2 separate regions of the Homo sapiens genome follow, and region 2 is linked to region 1. The links are chromatin loops, found by intact Hi-C in ENCODE. Cell type or tissue: endothelial cell of umbilical vein. All regions are shown on one strand. Links, peaks and the distances in the headings refer to the core of each region. The heading gives the core; the rest is flanking DNA.

Evidence for each region. Hi-C counts contacts between places; a loop is a spot of excess contacts. Peaks named below come from ENCODE experiments on the same cell type or tissue, not always from the same donor. Only the 100,000 strongest peaks of a DNase experiment are listed, where the experiment ranks them.
Region 2: it touches region 1 in a loop (5-fold over the local background); 3 of 110 quality-filtered maps call a loop at or near these places.

Annotation. Positions count from the first base shown.
Region 1 is chr1:39,715,125-39,723,456 of GRCh38, reverse strand. It overlaps the pseudogene CCDC25P1. Among named protein-coding and RNA genes, the nearest start is that of PPIE, 20 kb to the left of the region's middle. In endothelial cell of umbilical vein, for the core only: a CTCF peak has its summit at 3,245 (motif pointing right); a DNase peak (open chromatin) is centred at 3,256; H3K27me3 peaks cover 1,902 bases.
Region 2 is chr1:39,487,118-39,495,449 of GRCh38, reverse strand. BMP8A (bone morphogenetic protein 8a) reads right to left here and starts at 3,814. Exons shown (of 7, transcript NM_181809.4): 1 at 3,125-3,814. The coding sequence starts at 3,458. LOC124904101 (a long non-coding RNA gene) reads left to right here and starts at 3,902. Exons shown (of 2, transcript XR_007065978.1): 1 at 3,902-4,761; 2 at 5,323-8,332. MACF1 (microtubule actin crosslinking factor 1) reads right to left here. Exons shown (of 101, transcript NM_001394062.1): 101 at 8,312-8,332. RefSeq lists silencers at 3,486-3,585, 3,686-4,315. In endothelial cell of umbilical vein, for the core only: no CTCF peak of the experiment used is centred there; a DNase peak (open chromatin) is centred at 3,839; H3K4me3 peaks cover 1,113 bases; H3K27me3 peaks cover 1,170 bases.

The DNA.
Region 1 (8,332 bases), core at 137-8,136:
AATCATAATTGTAATATTAATTACCATTACAGAACAAAATAAGTAGGTTTTTTCCTTTTTTCAAAAAACACATTAAGGTAATTAAAATTATTCATTAATTACTCTTTTCCTTTTTGTATTGTAATATTCATTTATATTGGCATTTATTTATTTATATAGACAAAAGTTCTTACTATCTGCTTTTTAATTTCTGGGACTTATTATTACTATTATTATTATTTTTTTGAGACACGGTTTCACTCTTGTCGCCCAGGTTGGAGTGCAATGGCACGATCTCGGCTCACTGCAACCTCCGCCTCCCAGGTTCAAGTGATTCTCCTGCCTCAGCCTACTGAGTAGCTGGGATTACAGGCGCCCGCCACCACCCCCAGCTAATTTTTGTATTTTTAGTAGAGACGGGGTTTCACCATGTTGGCCAGGCTGGTCTTGAACCCCTGACCTCAGGTGATCCACCCGCCTCGGCCTCCAAAAGTGCTGGGATTATAGGTGTGAGCCACCATGCCCAGCCTATTCTTATTATTATTCATTTTATTTCATGATTTTACTGAAAATGATTTTGTCATATGAAAAAGAGGGACAGTAAAAAAATTATCCATTCCAGGTGGCAAATAAGCTAGGTACTCACTTGGGTAAAAGTGAATGAAGAAATTCCTACACTTATGTATGTATTCAGTCATTCAGTCATTCAAGAAGTATTTACTAAGCAAATGTAATACACCAGGAAATATTCTAGGTGCTGAGGACACAGGAAATCCCATTCTCATCGAGTTTACATTCTAGTGATTCACTCAAGAATCCTGTATGGAGCTCTCCCATTCCATACAAGTGCAGTGGTGTGTTGGAGCTGGCTTGCATTGGCTTGTGAGAGCCAGGTGTGTGCATCTCTTTCCAACTCCCTATTCAGTTATGTTATGCCAGTAACTTCGAATTGGCCATGGTGGGAATATTTACACCATGGAAATAGGCAAAAGCTATAAATCAGGGCTTTTGTTTTGGAGTCAGTTGCTAAATATTTGCCAGCCTACCACTACAAGTCACTCAGTCAGAGAGTTCTTCCCTGATTAATCAATTTATAGAAGCCTGCCCCAGTTATTCTGTCACATGCCCCTGTGTTATTTGCTTTATAGCATTTATTACTACTGGAAATGCCCTTGTTCCATTGATTTATTCCACTGGTATTTATTGAGTGCCTACTATATGCCAGGAACTGTTAAAGTACTTGAGATCTAACAAAACAGAGATCTATACCCTTGTGGGGCTTACATTCTAGCAGGGGCAGATGGATTTTTAAAAACAATGAGCACAATAAGTAAATTATTTGGAGTGTTAGAAGGTGATAAGTTCTGTGAGGGGTGGAGAAAAAGTAGAGAAGGGCAAGAAGGATCTGAGTTAGGGACATGAGTGATGATTCTAAATGGAGAAGTCAGGGTGGGTCTCATTGAGAAGGTTATATGGGAATGCAGACCAGAAGTAGGTAAGGGAATTATCTGTATAAACAGTATTCCAGACAGAGGGAAAAGTCAGTGTCAAGAGCCCACACTGGCCTGGCCTGGCAAGTTCAAGGAATAGCAAGGCCAGTGTGGCTGAAGTGGAGTGAGCTGAGGCAAGTGGCTGGAGAGATGAGGTCAGATCATGTGAGGCTTTGTAGGTGATTAAAAGACCAATGTGTTTGGACTGTATCTGGGCTCTCTACCCCTTTAGGTTGGTCTGAATTGACTGTACTCTATTTAATTTCTGTAGTTTAACATTCATTTGTTATATCTGGTATTTTATTCTTTTTTTCAGAAGTATCTTGCATGTTCATGGACATTTACTCTTTCATATGAACTTTAGGACCTGTTAATCCAGTTACAACAAAAAATCCTGCTGAGTTTGTATTGGAATGAATTTAATTTGTAGGTTTATTTTGGGAGAGAAGTGATACCTTTATAATAGTAAGTATTCCCATCAATATCTCTCCATTTATTATTTTATTCATATTCTTTTTATATATTTAAAAACATTTTGTATTGTCCTCTATGAAGGTCTAGTATATCCTTTATGAGATATAGTCCTAGATGCCTTAGAGTTGTTATCAACCCTGGGAATGGTATATTTTATGCCTAATACTCTTATTGGTTTAAATAGTTTTTCTCTATATTCTCTTGGATTTTCTCATTGACTGTAATATCACCTGCAAATATGGATAGTGTTCTGTTTTTCTATGTTAACACTTCTTGTTTATTTCTCTTATTACATTGGCTAGGAGCTCCAGTATAATGGTGAATAATAGTGCTGATAGCAATCTTGTTCCTGACTTAATGGAAATGCTTCCAAACTTTCAAGCATAAAGTTTATGTTTGGGGTAGATACCCTTTAACAGGTTGAAAAAGTTCCCTTCTATTCCTAATTTGTTAAGGGTTTTTTAAAAATTATGAATCCACATTTAGTTTTGTTGAATGATGTTTTTTGCATTTTTGAGAGGATTGTATGATTTTTCTCCTTTATCACTTAATTGGCAAATCACAGGGAAACATTTCTTAATGTTAAATTATGCTTCTGTGAGTAAAGGGAAAATTAATATCAGGCTGGGGCTGATGCAAGCCTGCCTGACACTGACCTTGGTCTTCCACAATACTGTTTCCTTGGAAACTGCAGAGTTAACATAAACAGGGGATGTTGTGTATGCTGACTACACAATTGTGTGGAACTGCGCATGGGTCTGGAGGCATTGTCAGTGAGCATACAGGTCATGAGCGTATGCAACTGGGAATGGCAGGAAATATTGGTGAGAAATAGAGGTTTCAGGTTATTTACTTACTTACTTATTTATTTATTTATTTATTTATTTATTTATTTAAAGAGACAGGGCCTTGCCTGAGACCCAGGCTGGTCTCAGACTAGGCCCAAGAGATCCTCCTGCCTCAGCCTCCCAAAGTGCTGGGATTACAGGTATGAGCCACTGCGCCTGACTAAGGCTTTAGGTTCTATGAGTCAAAGTGATCGCTGCACACCTTGGCTAGCCCGTGGCAGCTGTAATTGCCCTGTGGATGAATGACAACAGGACATGTGTACTTCGGTAGCTGCTGGGCCACCTGGTGAGATAAAGATGTAGCATCTGCCATATCTTCTGCCTTGTATTCTAGGTTACAATTTATTTCTGTCTCATGAGTCTTGCTGTCAACTTGAACCTATAATCACAGCTGTAGTCTGTACCTTCTTTCCGGGATTATATTTAGCACAATTATGGAGCAGTATTTTAATTTTACCTCTAGGGGGCAGTCATGGATCATAAATTGGTATGCTGTTTTAAAAAACCATCTAGAATAAACTGCCCTTTTAGGTTATGTACTTTTTTTTTTTTTCTCATTTTTACAGATGAAGAGACTGAGCCTTAGAAAATCTAAATAATTTTCTTAGTTCACATAACTTGTAAATAGCAAAAAGCAGATCTGGGATTTTTTTTCAGATAAAAAATTATACTTTATTATAACTTTTAAAATTGCAGAACGTCAAGCTGAATATCATTAGACACGTACACAAAACCACTCATCTCTAAAGTCATCTTCTATACCCTATCAAAATTTGGCCAATGAATCATGCCTCAGGGAATTTTCCAGTTCAACCCCATACACCAACATGGAATATTTGGAAACACTAGCCTTTTGGTTTTGCCCAGAATTCCAAAGCGCTATTACAGGTGGAATATCTGCTGCAGGAGGTCATTCTTGCTGCTGTGGGTGTGAGTAAAATGTCCACCTGTATGCCTCTGGTCCTGCAGGCTTTGTTCTCTTTCTTCTTGTTTTGTCTCCTTCTACAGGGGTTCCCTTACATACTGCAATCAAAAGACATCTTCTGCTCAGAATCACAACAGATAGTGAGTGGTTCAAGTGAGAAGTAATGTTATATAGTAAGTTACTGAATCTACAATGAGAAATTGAACTCTGGGGCCACAACTCAAATATGATTTCAAGGTAAAGAATATAATTACTTGGCTGGCTAGTGAAACGCTTATTTCCTTCTAAAATCATAATTGCAATATGGACTTCTGCTTCATGCTGCATCCCAAGGCACAAATCAGGTAACCTACATCTGCCAAATGATCAACAGAGCATTCCTTCCTATTTTACCCTCAATGCTGAGAAATTACTCCAGAGCCCAGAAGTTGTTGCATAGGTGGCTTGGGTTACTTGGTGCTCAGGCAACAACTGCCACAGGCCCCACCTTGATGAACACCATCAATTTCTTTAAATATGATGATACTAAGATGGAGGAGGCCCTGCTCAGAAGAAGCAAGGACGTAAAAGCTGGGACAGACTGTGCTGTGGGTCACTACACTAACAGACCCAGATGACACGATGGAACGTGAATACTGAAGCTGACAATCTTCTGAAAATCTCTTTTTCAAAACCCATATGCCCTTTTTTCTAATCTGGAAATCAGGGACAGGGAAACATTCGCATAATTACCCACCAACATGTTCTTCTTAACAGAAGTGAAGATTATTTTAAGAATATGAAAAGTGTTTCAAGACATCTGTTTTCAGGGATAGATCACAGCAACAGAAGTACTTTTCAGAGTGGTTCATTTTAAAGTCAATCTCAAGAACAAGGGCAGCCAGCTTTCACAAAGTACCAAGACATGTTCTGGCAAAAACATTTTTGCTTTAAGTTATATGCTGTCAAGTTCAACTATTTTATACATATCTGATCCTTTTCTGTCAACAAAAAAGGTACAATTTTTTTAAAACTCCAAAATCAATAATTTCTGGGTAGGATGAAGGTAGAATTTTGGTTGTATTTTATACTTCAGAATACAGATGAAACCAAAAGGTCTGCAATTGTCTCTACATTCACATCTTTCAAAGGTCCTTTTCTCCTTTTACATGGATTCAGTTGAATCATTGCCATCCTGATTTGAAGACATATTTTCAACTTTCATTAGTGGTAAATAGCTCCTAAGTTCATCCATTTCCCTCTTCTTCATTTCTTCTTTTTCTCTCCTTTTCATTTCCTGAATTTGGGCTGTTTTCTCATTCCTCTCTTCACGATCTCTGCATTCTTTCTCTGCTGCTAGGTCTGGGAACCACTCCACTTTGGTCTTTTCTAATCAGTTCAGGATCTCATTTACTTTTTTCTCCCATGTCACAATTTTTACATCCTTCTGCCTGTGAAAACCTATGTGCCCCACATCCATGTCAGCTGTTTTCTTCAGGTTAGACTGCGGCGTATATACCACATTAACGTTCATCTTGCAGCCTTGAATGCTACTGGCTTTCACAAGGTGGGCACAGTCCATCAGCACTTCCTTTGGAATGTCTTCTATGTTCTCTCCCAGATATTTTCAGGCCAGCCGTGCTTGATCAGATCTTCATTTTCATATTTATCCTTTCCCATGTAAATAGTGTACTGGGATGAATTAATGCTGCTGCTGGTGAAGTAGAACACCATGGTCCCGGCGGTGGTGCAGTGACTCTACTGCCCACCAGCAGCGCTCAATTCACCCATATCTGGGATTTTAACCTACATCTATTTGCCACTAAAGTACATGCTCTTAATACACACAGAGGAACGCCCTCCTTCTCTCTTCTTCCCTCCTTTCCCCTCTCTGTCTCTTTTTCTCCTCGAAGCAGTCCAGCAAAGTGGTTAAATGCACTAATTCTGAAGTCAACCTGCTTGACTAGGAAGGATTGGCCCATAGGGGTACGTAAAGGTTAGAATGGCAGCGGGAAATTGATTCACATGAAAAATAAATTACCTACCACACCTACCAAAGTCTGGCTCTATGACTTACCAGCTATGTGACCATGGGAAGGTTACTTAATTCCTCTGTGGCACAGGTCCACCTGTAAAAGTGAGATGATAAAGGAAATTTTTGCTAAGCCTTGAGCATGTGTAGATGGACTTACACCCTGCTTGACTTTGAGCCTGGATGAGTAATAAAATGCAAAAATCAATCAGTTAGGGTCCCAGAAGAAGGAACCAAAGCAACTGCTTCTGGGAAAATTGATCAGAATCAGAAAAAAACCCATAACAAACAAACAAACAAAAACCCTAACCTGATGAGGAACTTCTTGTGTTTGCGATTTGTGCCTCAAGTGTTTATTTGGATTCAACTTCGTGGACTTACTGGGTCAATAAAGATTCAAAAAAGCACAGATGGAATTGGGGCTCAGTTCCATTACAGCCAAATAATCCTGAGAGGACAAGCTAAAGACTTATTTAAACCAATCACCTCTCCTTATGAAACTGTGTGGCTTTTGCCCTTATAAGCCTACCCTTGCCTTTGGACTGGGTGTCAGTCTTCACGAGGCATGCTCTTCCTTGTATACTACTCACCTAAAAGTAAACCCTTAATGCTTATATGAAAGAGTAGTCAACATCACTGATCATCATAGAAATGCAAATCAAAACTACAATGAGATATCATCTCTCTCCAGTTAATTAAAATGGCTTTTATCCAAAAGTCAGGCAATAACAAATGCTGGTGAGGATGTGGAGAAATGGGAAACCCTCATACACTGTTGGTGGGAATGTAAATTAGTACAACCACTATGGAGAACAGTTTGGAGTTTCCTCAAAACTCTAAATAGAGCTACCACATGACCCAGCAATCCCACTGATGGGAATATACCCAAAAGAAAGGAAATCAGTATTTCGAAGAGGTATCTGCACTCTCATGTTTATTGTAGCACTATTCATAATAGCCAAGATTTGGAAACAACTTCTGTGTCCATCAACAAACAAATGGATTTTTAAAAATGTGGTACATATACAGTTGAGTACTATTTAGCCGTAAAAAAAGAATGAGATTCTGTCATTTACAACAACATGGATGGAACTGGAGGTTATTATGTTAAGCGACATGAGCCAGGCACAGAAAGACAAACTTCACATGTTCTCACTTTCACTCATTTGTAGGAGCTAAAAATTAAAACAATTGAACTCATGGTGATAGAGAGTAGAAGGATGATTAGCAGAGGCTGCAAAAGGTAATAGGGAGTGTGGGGGGAGGAAATGGGGAAGCTTCATGGGTACAAAAATAGTTAGAAATAATGAATAAGATCTAGTATTTGATAGCACAACAGAGGGACTATAGTCAATAATAATTTAATTGTACATTTAAAAATAACTAAAAGAGTATAATTAGGCTGGGTGCAGTGGCTCACGCCTGTAATCCCAGCACTTTGGGAGGCCGAGGCGGGTGGACCACCTGAGGTCAGGAGTTTGAGACCAGCCTGGCCAACGTGGTGAAACCCCCATCTCTACTAAAAATACAAAAAAAATTAGCCAGGTGTGGTGGCACGCGCCTGTAGTCCCAGCTACTCAGGAGGCTGAGGTAGGAGAATAGCTTGAACCCGGGAGGCAGAGGTTGCAGTGAGCCTAGAACACGCCATTGCACTCCAGCCTGGGCGACAAGAGTGAAACTCCATCTCAAACAAACAAAAAAAAGTATAATTGGATTGTTTGTAACACAAATGATAAATGCTTGAGGTGATGAATACCCCATTTACCCTGATGTAATTATTACACATTGCATGCCTGTATCAAAATATCTCATGTACCCCATAAATATATACACCTATTATGTACCCACAAAAATACAAAATAAAATAAAATACTGTTTAAAAAAAAAAAAAGGAAACTCTCAATGCTTAGGTAATTGTCCTGAGTTATTCTTTAACATTTAATCTGAAGACCCAATCGTGCATGGCCGAACTTTGTATTGGATCAGGCTTCCTCTGCCTTACCTAGCAGTACACTCAGTTTAATACTCACTACATATCAGTATTTATTTTGTCTTTTATTAGGGAAAATAGTTCCTATCTCATAAGATTACTTTAATGATGAAATGAGATGACACATGTAGAACAAAGCCTGAGGTGGCAAGAACTTACTAAATGTCACTGTCATTAATTCAACAAACATCATTTATAGCATCTATTATATCAGACACAATTCTCCATCCAAAGGATGCTAAGGTGTTTGTATCAAGAAGGGTCTAATCAGAAGACAGAAACCACAGCAGTTATTTGAGCAGAGAAAATTTAATATGAGCAGAGAAAATTTAATATAAAGAATCTTGTCGGCCCGGTGCAGTGGCTCACGCCTGTAATTCCAGCACTTTGGGAGGCTGAGGCAGATGGATCACAAGGTCAGGAGTTCAGGACCAGCCTGGCCAATATGGTGAATCCCCGTCTCTACTAAAAAATACAAAAATTAGCTAGGCGTGGTGGCGCGCACCTGTAAACCCAGCTACTCGGGAGGCTGAGGCAGGAGAATTGCTTGAACCCAGGAGGTGGAGGTTGCAGTGAGCCAAGATCACACCACTGTACTCCAGCCTGGGCTACAGA
Region 2 (8,332 bases), core at 166-8,165, 230 kb after region 1:
CCCAAGAGAGCCCAGGTCTACAGGCTGATATGGATGACAGGCCAGGCAGGGCCCCGGCTCTGACCCCAGCCCTGGCCTCCCAGTGCAGGCTCTGAACATCAGGACGCAGGCTTGGCTTCCTAAAGCACCTGCTCTGCACGGAGGCCTGAACCCATGGGTGGGAAGCCAGCGAGAGCCCCGCCCTCTGGGTCCCACAGGCTGCCATCAAGAGTTGGGCCCTAGGGGCACCAGGCCTGGCTTTTCAGGACTCAGATGAGGCTGATAGGAGAGGTGGAGCTGGCAGAAGCAGGTGTGAGAGCCTGGGTGTGGGCAGTGACACCACAGCGACCCTGCTATTAGATCCCATGGTGGCTCTGGGGCCACCAACCTTCAGGGGCCTCCAAACACTGAGAGCATCCTGGTACGTGTCTATCCACCCCCCACCCACCCCGCCCCACCCAGCCTCAGTAATTACCAGTTAAAGCTACTCTGAGACAGTTCTACTAGTGCAGTTAGCACAGCAGAATAAAGAAGGCCTTTCTGACAGCTGGCTGCGCCCACCCACAGCCTGGGCTTCCACTAACAACGATCTGCTTGTTAATCCCACGGCGCTGGAGGCCCCGAGTCTTCATGAAGTGCTCAGAGCTGGTGTGGGAAGAAGCTGGGATTTGGAATCCACAGCCATGGATGTCACCTTGGATGTGCTGTGTGGCCCTGGGCTGGCCATTTAATCTCTCTGAGCGCATGAAATGGGGCTGGCAAAACAGTCTCACATGAATTAAATGAGGAATTGTAAGGCTGTGAAAGTTCACACGTGGCCAGGCATGGTGGTTCACGCCTGTAATCCCAGCACTTTGGGAGGCTGAGGTGGGAGGATTGCTTGAGTTCAGGAGTTCAAGACCAGTCTGGGCAATACAGTGAGACTCCCCGTCTCTACAAGAAATATTTAAAAATTATCTGGGTGTGGTGGTGTGCGACTGTAGCCCTAGCTACTGGGGAGGCTGAGGGAGGAAGATTGCTGGAGCCCGGGAATTAGAGGTTGCAGTGAGCTATAATCGCACCACTACACTCCAGCCTGGGGAATGCAGTGAAACCCTGCCTCTTAAAAAAAAAAAAAAGAAAAAAGAAAAAAGAAAGAAAGAAGGAAAGAAAGGAAAAGAAAAGAAAAGAAAAAGTTCACATGCTACTTTTCATTTTAAAAATAAGTACAAACACCTTTGATTGGCTTTTAGAGTTCATTTCTGGGTTTCACGTGTACAAGACATGTGGAGATGTTCCTGTCACCTCCACACTAAGGCTGGGCCACAGCTGGGAGGCCAACAGTGCCCAGGTCCAGGTTCACCCTCTGAGGGGAGCAGCACAGGCTTTCTACTCCTGCCCCTCTACCAATCACACAACAACCCTGAGGACAGATCACCAGGCACCTCCTTTTATAAGGAGCAACCAAGGCTGAGAAGGTGAGGAACTTCCCTAAGGTCACACAGAGGGGTGGGCCCTGCCCAATTCACAGCAACAGCCCCACCAGGCTGTGCATGCCTTGACCCAGGGGATGCCAGGGGAGGTCGGATGTGGGCTGGGTGGTGACGCATTCTGATGGGCGGCTCCCTGGGGACATTCTTGGACGACTCCATCCACAACTCTTCTTGGTCCTGAGCCCAGTGTCAGCCTGTCCTGATGACAGAGCCCCAGCCCCAGCTTCACAGATGGTCTCCTCTGTCCCACATCCCCACCCTGTCCTCTAACTACAAAGGCAGCATACAGATCCCACCGGCTAGAGTCCTGTCCCTGGCACTGGGCGCTCAGCGATGGTGAATGGCTGCCTTCTGCTGCTCGCCTCCACCACCAGCTCTGGGTTGCGGGAAGCAGAGGCTTGGCCATGCCCTCTTCTGCTCTAGTGTAGGAAGCAAATGGCTGATGGCCCCACAAGACCTGCTGCAGCTCAGTACCCTGTGTTCCTCAGCCCAGACTCCTCAGAAAGCTCTCTGCACCCTGAAAGCCTGACCTGACAACAGAAATGTCATCTCATTGAGCCCTGGATGGACAGTCAGGCTTCCTGGGCCTGTCCTGGCTCAGCAACATAGAGGCTGCGCTGTCCTAGGCATGGCGCTGCCTCTCTGAACCTCACTGTCCTCATCTGGGAGATGGGGATGAAGACCGTGGCTGTTATCAGGGTTGTCGGGAGGATGAAGAATTAATGATGCTGTCTGTGGAGGGAGGCTGGTGGCTGGGGCAGGTACCCACTCCCTGCTCTCAGCCCCACAGCTCCCCCACTTCGGGCTGAGCTGTGGTCCTTGGCTCCCAGACCCCGGCCTGTCACTAGCCACAGACAGGAGGCAAAGCAGACGGGGGACCTGACCAACAGTAACTACACGAGCATAGACCAAAGAGTTTAGTACTGGAAAAGAAAAATCTGAGATCTTAAGGAATAAATAGCTCCAGGGTTTGATACAAGATGTTTGCAGACAGGAAAAGCCCGGCTTTGCCTGGGAGAACACAGTGGGTCCAGCTGCCCACTGGGCCATTCCACAGGACCGGACACTCACCCTATACCAGGCCACATGCTAAGTGCAGGGCCCAGGGTGACAAGGCCACAGTCCCTGCCCCAGCGAGCTGAGTCTGCTCCTTCCCCAGCCGCTCCCCTGACAGCCGCACCCCACCCAGGCTCCGCACAGGGAAGAGCCTGCTGTGGACTCAGGGCACGCGACTCAGCTCTGGTCACTCCGATGATGTGACCACAGGTTTCCACGCTGAACTTTGTCCCTCTCCTCAGTACTGTCCTTATCACAGTGACAGCATCCCGGCCTCTGTTTACTCACCTGTCTCCCCAGGACCAGGCTGTCTTCCCGGGGCAGCCCAGGTGGGCAAAGACATCACCTAATTCTTACTCCTGGGTGTGTCTGGGGCAGGGTGAAGGCAGCGCCTGGGAGTCCACAGTCCCCCACACTCTGCTCCTGACCACCCCGCAGCCCAGGGGGCCCCCATGACCCTTAGACCTTCCCTAACCACGGCGGTCCCACTCCCCTGTGGTTCGCGTCCACCGTCTGTGATTCCCCGTTCGGCCAGGGCCCGGCACCGCCCGCGGATGCGCGCCCCTCCCCTGCAGCCAGCTTACTCCGAGGGTCCCCGCGCGGGCGGCCGCACTCACCCATGTTGACGAAGCTCATGACCAGGTCGGCGCGGCCCAGGCGCTGCTCCGCGGGCGCGCCGTCCTCGTCGTCGTCGCCAGCCATGGCGTGGTACAGGTCCAGCATGAAGAGCGGCGCGGACGCGGGCAGCCGGGAGGCGGCGGGTGGCGCGCGGGGCCGGGGCCGCCCGGGTAGCCCGAGCACCGCCAGGATCTCGCGCTGCACGTCCCGGCGCTCGCGCGCGCCCAGACGTCGCTGGGGACAGCCGGGCGGGGGTCGCAGGCCGGGGCCGCCCCCGCCCAGCGCGCACAACGTCAGGCCCAGAAGCCAGAGCGGTCCGGGGCGCGCGGCCATGGCGGGCCGGGGGCGCTCAGCGGGCGCACATCAGCTCCGCCGCCGCCCCTGGGCCCGGGGACGCCCCGACGGCGAACGGGGAGCTGAGTTCGGCGAGCAGGGGGCGGGGCTCGGCGGGCGGCGTCTGCGGCCTCAGCGCGGTCCCTGGAGCGCCCCCCGCGCGCACCTGCCCCGGCTCCGGGACAAGCGGACGCTGACGCGGACGCAGACGCCAACGCTTCGAGGCCGGGGCTGTTCTGAGGGCTGGGACTGTCAGCCAATCCGTCTGTCGCCGCCGTTCCCACCAGTCCGGCTGTGGCTGCGGTCCGCGCAGCGCAGGGGCGACCGGCGAGCTCCGGCAGCGACCCGGGCGGCGCGATTCCCGCGAGTCCTTGCCCCGGCTCAGCCGTCTGTGCCGCCCGCCCACCCCCGGGACTGACCAATGGGGGCGCGGGGGCGGGGCCTGGGCGCGGAGGCCGCGCCCGCTAGGAGCCCCGGGCGGCGGCAGGTGTTGCGGGTGGGGCGACCCCGAGGTGCGACCTCGGCGTGGCTGGCGGTTGGTCCGGGCGAGGAGCCCGCAGCCTGGGCGTCAGCGTGGTCAGGGCCGTCGTGGCTCCCGCCGCGGGCCTCGGCGCAGAGATCCTAAGGCCGCGGCGCCGTCCCGGTCCCGCCAGTGGTGCCACCCGGCTGCCTCGCCGTGGTGTGCCGTGGTCGCCACCGGGCCCGACACGCGGCCGTAGCCCCGTCTGGAGAGCCGGGCGGTGCCAGCCAAGCCCCGCGGGTGGGGCCTGTTCCTCTGCCCGCAGCAGCCGGCCCGGGTTCCGGCCACCGCGGCCCCTCACCGCCTCCTGGCGCCTTCCCCGTGGCCCCTGCATGCGCTTCTGCGGGCGCCTCCTTCTCGGCACCTGCTCGGCTGCTTCTCCCTGCGTCCCCCACCTGGCTCCCGCGTGAGCCCAGGCAGCGCCCCAGTCGGGCCGCCCCCGCCAGCCCTAGCTGTGCGCCCTGCGTCCCCGGTACTGATCCAGCTTTGCGGAGGAGGCTCCGCCTCCTGCCTCCAGCTGGGCCAGAAGCTCTGGGGCCCTTCCCGAGCACTCGGGAGCCACCTGTGCACATCTTCTCAGTCCCCACGGCCCCGGTGCAGGCCTGCCAAGAGAAGGATCCCCGCGGAAACGTCTCGACTGACTCAGTCCCTTTCTGCACACCTGCTCTTCCCTGGGCGCGCTCTCGCCTTACTTATTCCTGTGTGGTTCAGGCGCTGCGGAAGGAGAAGGCACCTAGACTGCACTGGGAAGGCTCCTGGAGTTGACCTGGAGCGCCAGGAAAGGTCAGTGGAGGAAAGTGCTCCAGGCAGAGGGAATAGCTTGTGCCAAGGCCCTGAGACCCCGGCTGGGGAGCCTAATAATGGCAACAGTCAGCACTTGCCACGCCAAGGCATGTTCTGAGTGTGTGTCTCGTGTCATTTCTGTGATGCTCGCACATCGTTAGGGGGTACATACCACTGGAACCTCCTCTTTTAATAAATGAGGAAACTGAGGCACACGGCGGTTAAGGGACTTACGCCAGGTCACACAGCAGTGGAGCTGCGCTCGGGCAGGGGGGCAGTGGAAACTGGAGAGCCCAGGGGGCAAACGGCGGAGGCTGGAGGGGCTGGCAAGGGAGGCACCGCAAAGGGCCTCACAGGGGCTAGACGAGGGCCCTGGGCACCAGAGATTATGGTGCCCCGCCATGTGGATTGAAGATTAAACCTCGAAGCAAGTGTATAATGCCCCCAAAAATCACATTTGGAAGTCATCACTTCAATAAAATTTTCTACAACAAATTCTTAATCTAAATAGTCATTTGCTGGTGCCTTAAACACACGCCTAGTTTGTCTTTTACCCAACAGGTATATTTCCACACTGCTCGTAAATTTTCTGCGCGGTCCCCAGAGCGCCCCCCATGAGGCACCTGCATCAGCTCCGGGCAGAGCAGATGTGGATGCCACCGCCTAGAAGCCGGGGCTACCCTGCGGACTGGGACTGTCCCATAAGGATACTGAGCTAAGGATAATGCAGAATAACCGTTGAAAGTACCCAAGACCAGAGCTTGGAAGCAGAGCGGAATATGGATCAGAGGGAGACAGGAGTCAGGGCCCTGCAGTTGGAGGCAGGTACAGCAATCAGATGTGGGGGTGGGTACAATGACCATGAGTCTCTAATGGTGATGGGGTGGAGGGGCAGAGGAGAAAGCTGTTTAGGAGGCTGAATCCACAGGGCTTTGTCCCCATGTCATCTTGGTCAGAGTCTCGGAATCTCCTGCCCACACCCCCTTCACTGTCCTCTCTGCACGCCCCTTTTGAATCCACTGCACATCACTTGAGGCCCTAGATCCAGCCTGTACAATTCTCAGGTTTGTTTTGTGCAATTCTGGGCTCCCAGCTAGACTGCAAGCTGCCCAGTGCTGGGCTGATTCTTATAACAGAAATCATTTCTCAATTTAGGATGTGGAGATAGAGCTGTGTTTTCTAAACAACGGGCTTCACATTCCCATAAACCTAAACAGCAGATTTTAGCCATTCCAAGGGCCTCTGCCCACGCTTCAGTTCAGCAACAACCACCGTGAGCTGCTCTGTGCTGTGCCCTGAACCAGAGATGGAGCAGACAAGCCCCCTGCCCCTGAGCAGCCCCCACAGCAACAGGGGTGACAGCTGGTGAACACGGCAATTTCCCAAAGCAAAATGAAAGCTGTGCTCCCAGAGGAGCCAGCAAAGTGGCTGTAAGGGCAGAGGAGCGGGGAAGTGGGAGCAGACCACATGAGTGGAATCCAGAACATTAGGACTGGAAGGGAACTGAGGTGGGGTAGGTTTCTTGGAGAAAGTAGTGTCAAAACAAGGGTTTTCCCTAGCCACCTGGCAACTCTGTGATCTTAACCTCTCTCAGGCTCAGTGTCTTATCAAGAAAAGGGGGCTAATGATCATAGAACTGTTAAGCGTATTCAGTGAGAATGTATATAGAGCACTTAGCACAATCACTGGCTTACAGTAAGCAGTCAATAAATATGAGCTAGTTATTGCATCATTCAAGGCCCCAGCAGACACCAAATTTTCCTTCCTCATTTAGCATTTCTATCACAGGACTGTGATTATATATATATATATTTATTTACTTATTATTTATTTTTTGAGATGGAGTTTCTCTTTTCTTGCAGGCTGGAGTTCAATGGCGCAATCTTGGCTCACTGCAACCTCCGTCTCCCAGGTTTAAGCAATTCTCCTGCCTCAGCCTCCCGAGTAGCTGGGATTACAGGTGCCCACCACCACACCTGGCTAATTTTTGTATTTTTAGTAGAGACGGGGTTTCACCACATTGACCAAGCTGGTCTTGAACTCCTGACCTCAGGTGATCCACCCGCCTCAGCCTCCCAAAGTGCTGGGATTACAGGAATAAGCCACCACACCCGGCCCAGGACTGTGATTATACTTTAACCCTTTTCCTAGCATCTTGTTATTTCCTACATGGTCTTGTGTACAGGCATTTGTTGAATGGAAATGCACTTTTTTTTAGCCAGGCATGGTAGCATGTGCCTGTAACTCCAGCTACTCAGGAGGCTGAGGCAGGAGAATAGTTTGAGCTTGGGAGGCGGAGGTTGCGGTCAGCCCAGATTGCGCCACTGCACTCCAGTGGGCAACAGAATGAGTCCCTATCTCAAAAAAAAAAAAAAAAAAGAAAAAAAAAAAAAGAAAAAAAAAGAAATGCACTTTTCGTTGGTGCCGCTGCCAGCTGAACTTTGCCACAAAACCCCAGAAAACCTTAATTACTTGGTAAGATTCTGGACCATAACCCACAATCTGGGAAGATGGAGGTCAAGCTGGTCTCACATGCTTCTGCTGCCAAGAGGCCTAGAAGGGGAAGCAAATTAGGGTGAAAACACTATCCTATACAAAGTCCTGGCAGCCTGAAGTTCCCCAGTTCCATGGAGAACAGAGTAAGCACTTCCTTCAGAATCCATTAGGCTCCAAATTCCTTTTAATCTGGGTATTTGGCCTTAACAGCTTTGGCAAACATGCATCGATCTCACCAAATGCCTATGTCCTAAGGAATGCGGCCTAATGACCAAGAACACAGGTGGCATGAGTCTTAGCCCCTTTACCTCCGAAGCCTCTAGCCCTTTTCTTCTTATTACTAAGTTAACATTTGGCTGCTCTATTATAAAGCCAACTGACTAGAGGCTGGAGGAAATAGAAGTGCCAGACTTGAACAGGGAGTCGAGGACTGGATTCAAGGTTCACTTCTGTCATTTATTCATTTTGTGAGCTCAGGGAAATCACTTTCTCTTGTACTTTCCCATCCCAGTTTCTCCATCTGTAAAACAAAGGAGCTAGATATGATGACCGATTTTGCTTCCACCTCTGAAATTCTACCATTTAACCAGAAATTTCAGCATACTGTGACATAGTGTGACAAACTGGTCCCATTCTGAGAACCCAGGATCTCCATGATTTCTAGTATCTTTTTACATAATACTATTTGTTTAATCATGTAAGTAGGACAGATATCCTACATGTTCATGTTAATAGCTTGTCTTTTTTTTTGAGACAGGGTCTCGCTGTGTCACCCAGGCTGGGGTGCAGTGGTGCAATCGTGGCTCACTGTAGCCTTGACTTCCCAGGCTCAAGTGATCCTCCCACCTTAAGTTCCCTAGTAGTTGCGGCTATAGGCATGTGCCACCATGCCTAATTGTTTCTTTAGTTTTAGTAGATACAAGGTCTTACTATGTTTCCCAGGCTGGTCTCCAACTCCTGAACTCAAGTGATCCTCCTGCCTTGGCCTCCCATAGTGCTGGGATTATGGGCGTGAGCCACCATGCCCAGCCATATTAAACAAAATTAACAAGGATGAAATAAAACAAGATCTATT